Regions from separate parts of the Homo sapiens genome. Here region 2 is linked to region 1. The links are chromatin contacts, found by Hi-C or POLR2A ChIA-PET in ENCODE. All regions are on one chromosome and are shown on one strand. The core of a region is the stretch at or near the end of the contact, and the rest is flanking DNA. Distances in the headings are between cores, read along the strand shown.

Region 1 (4,935 bases), core at 2,266-4,765:
TGGCTCTCTGGCCGTTACGATAGCCATCTACGTGGGTGGTAACGTCTCAGGTGAGGAGGGTGGGGTCTGGTCATCAGAGCACGTGGGATGTGCATGCCAGTTTGTCTGTCTGGTGATGGTGGAAACGCAAATCCTTCTGTGACTCGTGGACATTATCCCCTTGAACAGTGTCCCAGACTGAAATAAGCCTTTGGCCCCACCAGCCCCTCCTCTTTCTGTATCTCTCCATCCTGCTTCCTCACACTAATGCTTGGCTCACCTAGACAGAAATCAATGGCAGGGCACGAAGGGCAGCTGCTATCCTCTTGTATCCCCCACCTGAAGTCCTCTGGGGGCTCATCTCCACTCAGGACCTCTCCTGTTTGTACCCCAGATACACACTGCATCGGTGTGCTTGGGTGGAGCCTTGAGACATAGTGTGTTGCTGTGGAAAAAGCAGACAGACCTAGGTTCCAACTTTGGATTCACAGTGTCTTCTTCTTTTTTTTTTTTTTTTTTCTTTTTTTTTGAGATGGAGTTTCACTCTGTTGCCCAGGCTGGAGAGCAGTGGTGTGATGTCTGTTCACTGCAACCTCTGCCCCTGGGTTCACGCGATTCTCCTGCCTCAGCATCCCGAATAGCTGATTTTACAGGCACCTGCTACCACGCCTGGCTAATATTTGTGTTTTTAGTGGAAACGGGGTTTCACCATGTTGGCCAGGCTGGTCTGGAATTCCTGACCTCAAGTGATCCACTGCCTCGGCCTCCCAAAGTGCTGGGATTACAGGCGTGAGCCACTGTGCCTGGCCCACAGTGTGACTTTGCTAAGTCACTTAACATCTGTAACATCTGGAGCCTCAATTTCCTAAGCTGTGTGATGAGAATTACACTATCTGCCTTAAGAGCTATAGGAAGGAGCAGTAGTGTTGTCTGGTGACAATGCCTGGCAGTGACACTTAATAGATGCTCTTTTTCTTTCCTTGATACTTGAAGGGGCCCACCTGAATCCAGCCTTCTCCCTGGCCATGTGCATCGTTGGACGCCTCCCCTGGGTCAAGCTCCCCATTTACATCTTGGTGCAGTTGCTGTCTGCTTTCTGTGCTTCGGGAGCCACCTATGTTCTCTACCATGGTGACAGAGGGAACAGAGGGAGCTGTGCCTTGAGAGCACCTGTGGGTGGGCAGGGGTGCCTCAGAATGGTTTTGGATGAATGAGCAAAGAGGGAAATCCTGGGTGTTCCCTTCCTCCACAGATGCCCTACAGAACTATACAGGTGGGAACCTGACAGTGACTGGCCCCAAGGAGACAGCCTCCATTTTTGCCACCTATCCTGCCCCCTATCTGTCCCTGAACAATGGCTTCCTGGATCAGGTAAGTGTGAGGGGGAGACCTGGGGACACTACTTTGGTCCTGTTCCTCGGCACCCCAGCCTATTGTTCAGTCTCTGGGTGGAGTGTGGGTTGGGTCTATCTTGGCACTCCCCACCATCCCCAACTGCCTGTGTTGCACAAAGCCAGATGACATGGAATATTTGGATGAGAGAGGGCAGATGGAGCACCTGGCAGCTGACAGGGAACCCTCTGCCTCTGTTGACTCCAAGGTTCTGGGCACTGGGATGCTGATTGTGGGGCTCTTGGCCATCCTGGACAGACGGAACAAGGGAGTCCCTGCGGGTCTGGAGCCTGTGGTGGTGGGGATGCTGATCCTGGCCCTCGGGTTATCCATGGGTGCCAACTGCGGGATTCCACTCAACCCTGCCCGGGACCTGGGCCCACGTCTCTTCACCTACGTGGCTGGCTGGGGTCCTGAAGTCTTCAGGTGGGAGACAGACTCTCCTGGTGCTGGCCTCCACTCACCTTCCTCTGCTAAGGGCTCTGTCCCTGGGTCCACAGCACTCTGCCTTTAAAATAGCTCTCTTGGCTTCTTAGGACAGTGTTCTTTCTCCAAGTCATATTCTCCCCCTTTCTCCCTTGCTTCCCTCCCAACTTTTCACTGAAACAGTAAGATTTAGAGGTTGTGTTCTTAGGCATGCCACATTACTTCCATGCACATTAGTGACTTCATCAGCAAAATTAATATATTCAGATAATTCCCTAAGGCAAGAGGCTGGACCAAGCTCTCCTGGGGTTCCCTCTTCTAAATACTATGCTTTGGTGACAAGGCAATCCTCTTCCTGGTGTCTACCACCCTGGGAACAACTTTAGGGCACTCTCTTGTTACTGCCCCCCGTCCTTGGAGAGGGGAAGGCTAAGGGAGTCACTCCTGATACCTTCCCACTGTCCTTCTTTTGCAGTGCTGGTAATGGCTGGTGGTGGGTGCCTGTGGTGGCCCCTCTGGTGGGGGCCACCGTTGGCACAGCCACTTACCAGCTGTTGGTGGCTCTGCACCACCCTGAGGGCCCAGAGCCAGCTCAGGATCTGGTGTCTGCTCAACACAAAGCCTCAGAGTTGGAAACTCCTGCCTCAGCTCAGATGCTGGAGTGTAAGCTATGATTAGGACAACCCTCACTTCACTCATGGACCCTGGAGCCAGCCACTGACCCCGCCTGGGAACAACAGTCATTCTTCCTCTTTGTTAATGTGCCAGAACCTGGGAGGCTTCTCTGTTTATCTGTTTGGCATCCCTTCCTCCTAAACTAAGAAGGATCCTGGACAGGGAGAAGTGGAGGAGGATAAGGTACCAGGACTCAGGCTTCTCATCCCCTCCTCCCGCAAAGCGGTTTTCTGACCCTCAGGGCCTCTCGGAATGTAGTTGCTCGAGGTAACCGCTAGAGGGTGCGCACCTGGATGCTGGATGGGGACGGCTGCGGGCATCTGCAGGGTGGAGGGGGCCACCATCCAGTGTAGGGCACAACCCTGGGGACTGCCCTCCATAGCCTGTCCCGACTGCCGACTCCTAGCTCTCATCGCCTCGGCGCCTCCCACCTTCACCCTCTCGGGGATGCCTCCCCAAGAGGGTAGTTAGGGGTGGGGAAGCCGCCTCCACCCAGGGGGCGTGGTGGGGGCGGAGGGAAGGAGGGCGGCGGGGCACAGAGACAGAGAGCAAGGCTGTGAAACTGAGGCACCGTTCCTAGACATCTCGGTGCTGTGTCGTTCATTCAAGGAGAGTTGAGATACAGTGAAATGAGCCAGGGCGAGGAGGGAGGGTGAAGGAACGGAGGGCGGGCGGCTCCGAGGAGCGAGAGTCGGGCTGAGGGCAACCTGGCGCCAGGGAAAATTCTGGTTATTCACCACTTCTACAGCTCTCCTGCCGCTCCCTGCAGAGGATGCTCGTTTTGCAGAGAAGGCAGTGTTCCTCTATTCCCTTCTTCCGAATTAAAAATACCCCCTCAGAGCGATCTAGCCTCCCGAATTGTTTTTTCTTTTAAGATGCGGATGGACGTACGTGTGGGGGCATCCCAGCCCAGCCACGCCGAGGCTCGGAAGGGCTAAGACCCTCCCACTGCCCCGCACAAAGATGGCTGCTCCCTCCTCCCCGCTCCTTCTCCCCTCCCCAAAACCCCCTCCCGCCCCCCGGCCCCCGCCGCCGGCTCCGTCACTTCCGCCCCGCCGTGGCCGAAACTGACACAAAGTAGCGGGCCGAGGCCCCGGGGGAGCGGGGCCGCAGCTGGGGGGGCGGGAGCCCGTGGGGAGCCGAGCCGAGCGCCCCCCGCCCCAGCCCCCGGCATGGGCAGTACGGGGCCGCCGGGGCGGGCGCCGAGCGCTGAGCGCTGAGGTGAGGCGAGGCGAGGCGAAGCGGGGGCGCCCGGGAGCGCGGGGCCAGGAGGGCAGAGGGAGATGCGGCCGCAGCCGCGGGGCTGGAGGGGCCGGGGAGCGGGTGTAGACTGGGGAGCACCGGGGGCCAAGATTTGGGAGCTGCGGCCAGACGGGGCGGGGATGGCGGCCGACTGGAGACGAGGGGCTGTCGGGTTCCCGGGGACGGGGCAGAGCGGGGGTCTGCGTACAGGATGGGAGGATGGGGTGCCGAAGGGGCGCGTGGAGAGCAGGAGAGCGGCGCGAGTGCCAAGGAGAAGCTCGTGCAGCCTTGGCCAGGGGAGACCCGCCCAGAGAGTTGTTGGGCGAGAGGAGTAACCGGGACCCGAGGGTTTGGTGCCTGGAGAAGGGAGTTTGGGCTGGTAGGCTTTGTCTCAGTAAGGTGGAGGTCTATGCCTGAGGAAAACTGAGGGTGTCAGGAAGGGGCAGTAGCTCTGGGAGATGATAGCTGTGCCGGGAGCCCTGAGTTCTGTCCTTGGTGAGGGAAGGTGGCCCGAGCTCGTGTTGGTGGCCAGTGAGCTGGAGGTCTCGAGTTCCATTTCCTCCTGTTTCCCTGACCTGCCATCCTCCTCTGAAAGAAGTGGCCAGCCTTTGGGGCTCTTGCTTGTAAGGGAGCAGGGACCGGACCTATAGGAGGAGCTGTTTTCCTCCATGGAGCATTGCCTGCTTGCCGGGGCTGGCTATTTTTATCCCAAATGTGGCCGAGAGGGGGCTGGGGCTGGGTGACGGGGCAGGGCAACGTGGCTGATGGGCCTGACCTGCTCAGAAAACCCAGGCTGTGTGAGACTAAGAAGGAAAAGTGAGAGGGGATCCCAGTTCCCAGGTCTCTCCTCTCTTCCCCTTGGAATGATGGCCCCCCCAGAGGGGATGAGGTCTGGGGCCAAGCCTGCTTCCAGTCTCCCCAGGGTCTCAGAGGTAGAACAACTTTCCTGGTCCATATCCAGACTCCTGACTCCTGATGGCGTGTGCAGCTCCTACATTAACTCTTTCATGGGACTCAAACTCAGATGTTTAGGCTGATAGTGTTTCTTGATCCCTTCCTCCCCAAGGGCGGGGCTGCCTGTAGAACTTGTGATGCCCACTCTTGCATCCTTTAACCTCTCCCTGTGCTCCCCACCCTCCCGTGACTCATACTCAGACTGGGTGGAGACCCTGGCTGGGGGCCCTGGAGGAGGGCTTGGCATCTCTAAAATATGGATGAGGT
Region 2 (5,269 bases), core at 2,770-5,269, 330 kb before region 1:
TTCAACGAAGCTAGAAGATGAGTTATCATCGGTTTCTGGGGCTGAGTAAAAGGCAGTCCTAGAATTTTACTGTTAGTTGTCCAAGCCCTTAGTTCTATGGGTCCCAATTCACTTTGAAAAAAGCGGGATGCGCAGAAGTAGGTTATTTGTTGAGTCAGTCTGCCCCCTGGTGGAACAGGGTGAAAACGTAAATTAGTTATACAGAATCGGCCCCACCACCCCAACACACACAGCCTACCTAGACACATCCTGGGGCTTCAGTTGGAACGATCTCTCTTATGGGGACCCATGTGTGATTTCTCTGACCAAATAGCTTAGGAAAACAGAGATTTGAACTAAAAATGTCATTCTTTACGTGAATCTTTTAATATGGCCCACTTAAGGTGCAGTACTCCTGAAATCTCACTCAATAGGCCATGAATGTGTAGCCTTGGTAACCAGGAAGCTGAAATATGAACAGCACGGGTATAAAGAAACAAGTTTGCCGGGCGCGGTGGCTCACGCCTGTAATCCCAGCACTTTGGGAGGCCGAGGCGGGCGGATCACGAGGTCAGGAGATCGAGACCATCCTGGCTAACATGGTGAAACCCCATCTCTACTAAAAATACACACACACACACAAAATTAGCCGGGCGTGGTGGCAGGCGACTGTAGTCCTAGCCACTTGGGAGGCTGAGGCAGGAGAATGGCGTGAACCCGGGAGGCAGAGCTTGCAGTGAGCCGAGATTGCGCCACTGCACTCCAGCTTGGGCGACAGAGCCAGACTCCGTCTCAAAAAAAAAAAAAAAAGAAAGAAAGAAAGAGAGTAAAAGAGAAACAAGTTTATCTCTGCCTTTAGAAAAAAATTATTCTTGCTATATGTGTGCTGGGGGTGGAAAAAAATACGAAACACGAAAGAAAGAAAATATTATCTAAGACCTGTTGCGGTGGCTCACACTTGTAATCCCAGCACTTTGGGAGGCCAACGTGAGAGGATCCCTTAAGCCCAGGAGTTCAAGACCAGCTTGGGCAACATAGTGAGACTGCTTCGACAAAAAAAAAAAAAAAAAAAAAAAAAAATTAGCCATACATGGTGGTGTGGCCTGTAGTCCCAGCCGCAGCTACTTGGGGGACAGAAGTGGGCAGAACACTTGAGCCCAAGAGTCCAAGGCTGTAGTGAGCCACGATTATGATGCCACTGCTCTCCAGCCTCGGTGATAGAGTAAGATCCTGTTTCAAAAAAATTTTTTATTTATTTTTTAATTAATTAATTAATTTTTTTGAGACAGAGTCTTGCTCTGTCGCCAGGCTGGAGTGCAGTGGCGCAATCTCGGCTCACTGCAACCTCCGCCTCCCGAATTCAAGCGATTCTTGTGCCTCAGCCTCTGGAGTACCTGTAATCCTCTGGGATTACAGGTGCCCGACACCACGCCCAGCTAATTTTTGTATTTTTAGTAGAGATGGGGTTTCACCATGTTGGCCAGATGGTCTCGATCTCTTGACCTTCTGATCCGCCCGCCTCGGCCTCCCAAAGTGCTGGGATTACAGTCGTGAGCCACCACGCCTGGCCCTATTTTTTTTTTTTTTTTGAGACGGAGTCTTGCTCTGTCGACCTAGGCTGGGGTGCAGTGGCGCGATCTCGGTTCACTGCAAGCTCCGCCTCCTGGGTTCACGCCATTCTCCCGCCTCAGCCTCCTGAGTAGCTGGGACTACAGGCGCCCGCCACCACCCGGCTAATTTTTTGTATTTTAGGGAGAGACGGGGTTTCACCGTGTTAGCCAGGATGGTTTTGATCTCCTGACCTCGTGATCTGCCCGCCTTGGCCTCCCAAAGTGCTGGGTTTACAGGCGTAAGCCACCGCGCCCGGCCTATTTTTATTTTTATTTTTTTAATTTTTATTGTTTATTTTGAGGTGGAGTTTCGCTCTTGTTGCGTAGGCTGGGGTGCAATGGTGTGATCTGGGCTAACCGCAGCTTCCGCCTCCCTGGTTCAAGCGATTCTCCTGCCTCAGCCTCGCGAGTAGCTGAAATTACAGACACCCGCACTACCCCCTGCTAATTTTGTATTTTTAGTAGAGACGAGCTTTCTCCATGTTGGTCAGGCTGCTCTCGAACTCCCGACCTCAGGTGATCCACCCACCTCTGCCTCCCAAAGGCCTGGGATTACAGGCGTGAGCCACTGCGCCCAACCTTTGTTTTTACTTTTATTTTATTTTTTGAGACAAAGTTTTGCTCGTCACCCAGGCAGAAGTGCAATGGCTCAATCTCTGGTCACTGCAACCTCCGCCTCTTGGGTTCAAGCGATTCTCCAGCCTCAGCTTCCCGAGTAGCTGGGATTACAGGCGCCTGCCACGACGCCCAGCTAAATTTTTTTTTTTTTTTTTTTTTTTTAGTCGAGACGGGGTTTCACCATGTTGGCCACGCTGGTCTCGAACTCCCGACGTCACGTGATCCGCCCGCCTCAGCCTCCCAAAGTGCTGGGATTACAGGCCTGAGCCACCGCGACCGGCAAAGAAAAAATTATTATTATTATTATTATTATTATTTGAGACGGAGTCTCGCTCTGTCGCCCAGGCTGCAGTGCAGCGGCGCGATCTCCGCTCACTGCAAGCTCCGCCTCCCGGGTTCACGCCATTCTCCTGTCTCAGCCTCCCGAGTAGCTGGGACTACAGGCGCCCGCCACCGCGCCCGGCTAATTTTTTGTATTTTTAGTAGAGGCGGGGTTTCACCGTGCTAGCCAGGATGGTCTCGATCTCCTAACCTCGTGATCCACCCGCCTCGGCCTCCCAAAGTGCTGGGATTACAGGCGTGAGCCACGGCGCCCGGGCAAGAAAAAATTATTCAAGGGAGTCTCTCTCGAGCCTATTCTGGCTGCCTATAAAAAATTAAAGGCCGGACGCGGTGTCTCACGCCTGTATTCTCAGCACTTTGGGAGACCGAGGCAGGTGGATCACGTGAGGTCGGGAGTTCAATACCAGCTTGGCCAACATGGTGAAACCCCGTCTCTACTAAAAATACAAAATTAGCCGGGCATGGTGCCGCATGCCTGTAATCCCAGCTACTCGGGAGGCTGAGGCAGGAGAATCGCTTGAACGCGGGAGGCGGAGGTTGTGGTGAGCCGAGATGGCGCCATCACACTACAGCCTGGGCAACAAGAGCAAAACTGTGTCTAAAAAAAAAATAAAAATAAAAATAAAAAAAAAGAAGGCATCTTTCACTTATCCCCATCACCTTCCGTGTCCATGCTTGTCCCTTCTCAAGCTAAACTATTCAATCTCTTTTTGTCCATTCTCTCACCTCTCATTATCTCCTTGAGTCTTCCCTATTTCTTTTCACTGACCAAACCATGTCTCCCCTGTTTATTTATTTATTTAAGACAGAGTCTTGTTCTGTCACCCAGGCTGGAGTGGATCTCGGCTCACTGTACTTCCGCCTCCCAGGTTCATGCGATTCTCCTGCCTCAGCCTCCAGAGTAGCTGGGATTACAGGCACACGCCACCACGCCTGGCTAATTTTCGTATTTTTAGTAGAGACGGGGTTTCACTATGTTGGCCAGGCTGGTCTTGAACTGCTGACCTCAGGTGATCCACCCGCCTTGGCCTCCCTAAGTGCTGGGATTACAGGCATGAGCCACTGCGCCCGGCCTAAACTGTTAAATTAAACCAATAGAAAAAGAGTTAAGAATATAGGTATTTAAAAAATAGGACGGAAGTCCTGGATATGGCTCCTTCTCCCTGGTGTTTTCCTCAACCTTTCCTATTTATTAGGCTCCAACTGTCAAGGTATGGCACAAAATTTTAAAAGTGTCCATTTATCCCTGGATAGTGATCAAACGCTGACCTCAAATTAGCAAGGTAACCCTCTCAACATGGTGACGCATATGTGTCACAACTAACAGTTAAAGACCTTCCGAAAATGGCAGCTCCCTTGTCTCCCCACTGCGGCGGATCAAAGTAAGACGTTCCAAACATGGTGGCACAAGATCCTTGCGTCATTTCCTGTAGTGTGCTCTATATAAGGGGCAGGATTTCCGCTTTCGCTCCTTTCCGGCGGTGACGACCTACGCACACGAGAACATGCCTGTGAGTGCTTTGGTCCAGGTTTCGGCGGAGATCTCGCTGTTCTGTCCGAACTCTCCCCTCACGCTGATTTCGGATCGTAGAGGGTCCTCATTTACCCTCTGCACTTCTTAGGACATTAACTCCAGGGACCGCAGCGGCCCACGGGCCACCCGCATAGACGGGAGCGGAGAGGAGATAAGATGGCGGCCCAGCTGCGCAGACACCAGGGGCGGCGAGGGGCGAGCTCTCCCCGGTGTGTGACAGTGGGGGCTATTTTCGACCATCCCATTTTCGCTGTTGGTTTCTAAATCTCTGCATTTCTGTCCCTCTTAGCTCGCAAAGGATCTCCTTCATCCCTCTCCAGAAGAGGAGAAGAGGAAACACAAGAAGAAACGCCTGGTGCAGAGCCCCAATTCCTACTTCATGGATGTGAAATGCCCAGGTGAGGAGACGGCTTGCTGTAGTGGGGAAAGCACTGGACCTCAACAGTTGGAAAATGTTGTAGTGTTAGCTGTCTCGTATCCTTGAAGCTGTGCAGCAGCTTCAGTTTCTTCGCCTGTGGAAAATATTTTCCCTGATACTCTTAAAATTTGAATGTATGAGACTGGCAAAGTTTTGCATCTTAGGAGGAGTGATTCATTTCACCGTGATCTCTCATCACATTTCACATACAACCCCTACGTTTTTTTGTGTTGGGAAACAATGTAATGGATGATGAGTTGGGCATAAGTGCAGGAAAGACGGGTGTAATAGAGGAAAAAAATGTTATCTGCTTTTCTTTCAGGATGCTATAAAATCACCACGGTCTTTAGCCATGCACAAACGGTAGTTTTGTGTGTTGGCTGCTCCACTGTCCTCTGCCAGCCTACAGGAGGAAAAGCAAGGCTTACAGAAGGTAAATGGTTTACTAATGTGATTTGGGGCTTTGAGTTTGATTTTTAGAAATGGAAACATTTCTTAGGATTTTTCGGTCTTAACAGTGACAGGGATCATCTATAATGTAAATTTTTAGACAAGAAGTGTTGGATTTGGTTGTTTTAACTAGATACTACCAAAAGCTATGTATTAATCTCAAAGCACTACTGTCTAAAGCGGGGATAAATGGGTGATAAAAGGGCTTAAGTTGATAGGAAGTAACCAGTGATACAAATGCGCAGGTAGCTAAGAGTTGAGAAAAAAGATGTAGCTTTCTGTGGGTGGATCATCATGCATCTGCTTTTTTGGGAGAGG

What was found. Hi-C counts contacts between places; a loop is a spot of excess contacts on that map. ChIA-PET counts read pairs that join two places held with the same protein, here RNA polymerase II (POLR2A). Pooled maps may share reads with other maps.
Region 2: a map of naive thymus-derived CD4-positive, alpha-beta T cell shows a loop between it and region 1 (4-fold over the local background). The contact joins the promoter of RPS27 here to the promoter of ATP8B2 in region 1. A Hi-C loop is called at or near these places in 2 of 168 maps with a recorded cell type or tissue (CD8-positive, alpha-beta T cell and naive thymus-derived CD4-positive, alpha-beta T cell), 1 of 37 single-sample maps with no recorded cell type and 14 of 50 pooled maps. POLR2A ChIA-PET finds 5 or more read pairs at or near these places in 12 of 52 experiments (AG04450, BJ, CD4-positive, alpha-beta memory T cell and 8 more).

Annotation. Positions count from the first base shown.
Region 1 is chr1:154,322,010-154,326,944 of GRCh38, forward strand. It overlaps ATP8B2 (ATPase phospholipid transporting 8B2), which reads left to right and starts at 3,516. Exons shown (of 28, transcript NM_001370597.1): 1 at 3,516-3,693. It overlaps AQP10 (aquaporin 10), which reads left to right. Exons shown (of 6, transcript NM_080429.3): 2 at 1-50; 3 at 973-1,110; 4 at 1,232-1,350; 5 at 1,580-1,797; 6 at 2,273-3,316. The coding sequence ends at 2,471. RefSeq lists enhancers at 2,477-2,556, 4,677-4,856 and silencers at 2,997-3,076, 3,507-3,736, 3,787-3,936.
Region 2 is chr1:153,986,743-153,992,011 of GRCh38, forward strand. RPS27 (ribosomal protein S27) reads left to right here and starts at 4,020. Exons shown (of 4, transcript NM_001030.6): 1 at 4,020-4,060; 2 at 4,373-4,481; 3 at 4,824-4,934. The coding sequence starts at 4,055. It also overlaps a transcript of RAB13 not described here. RefSeq lists enhancers at 3,745-4,944, 3,901-4,260, 3,958-4,938.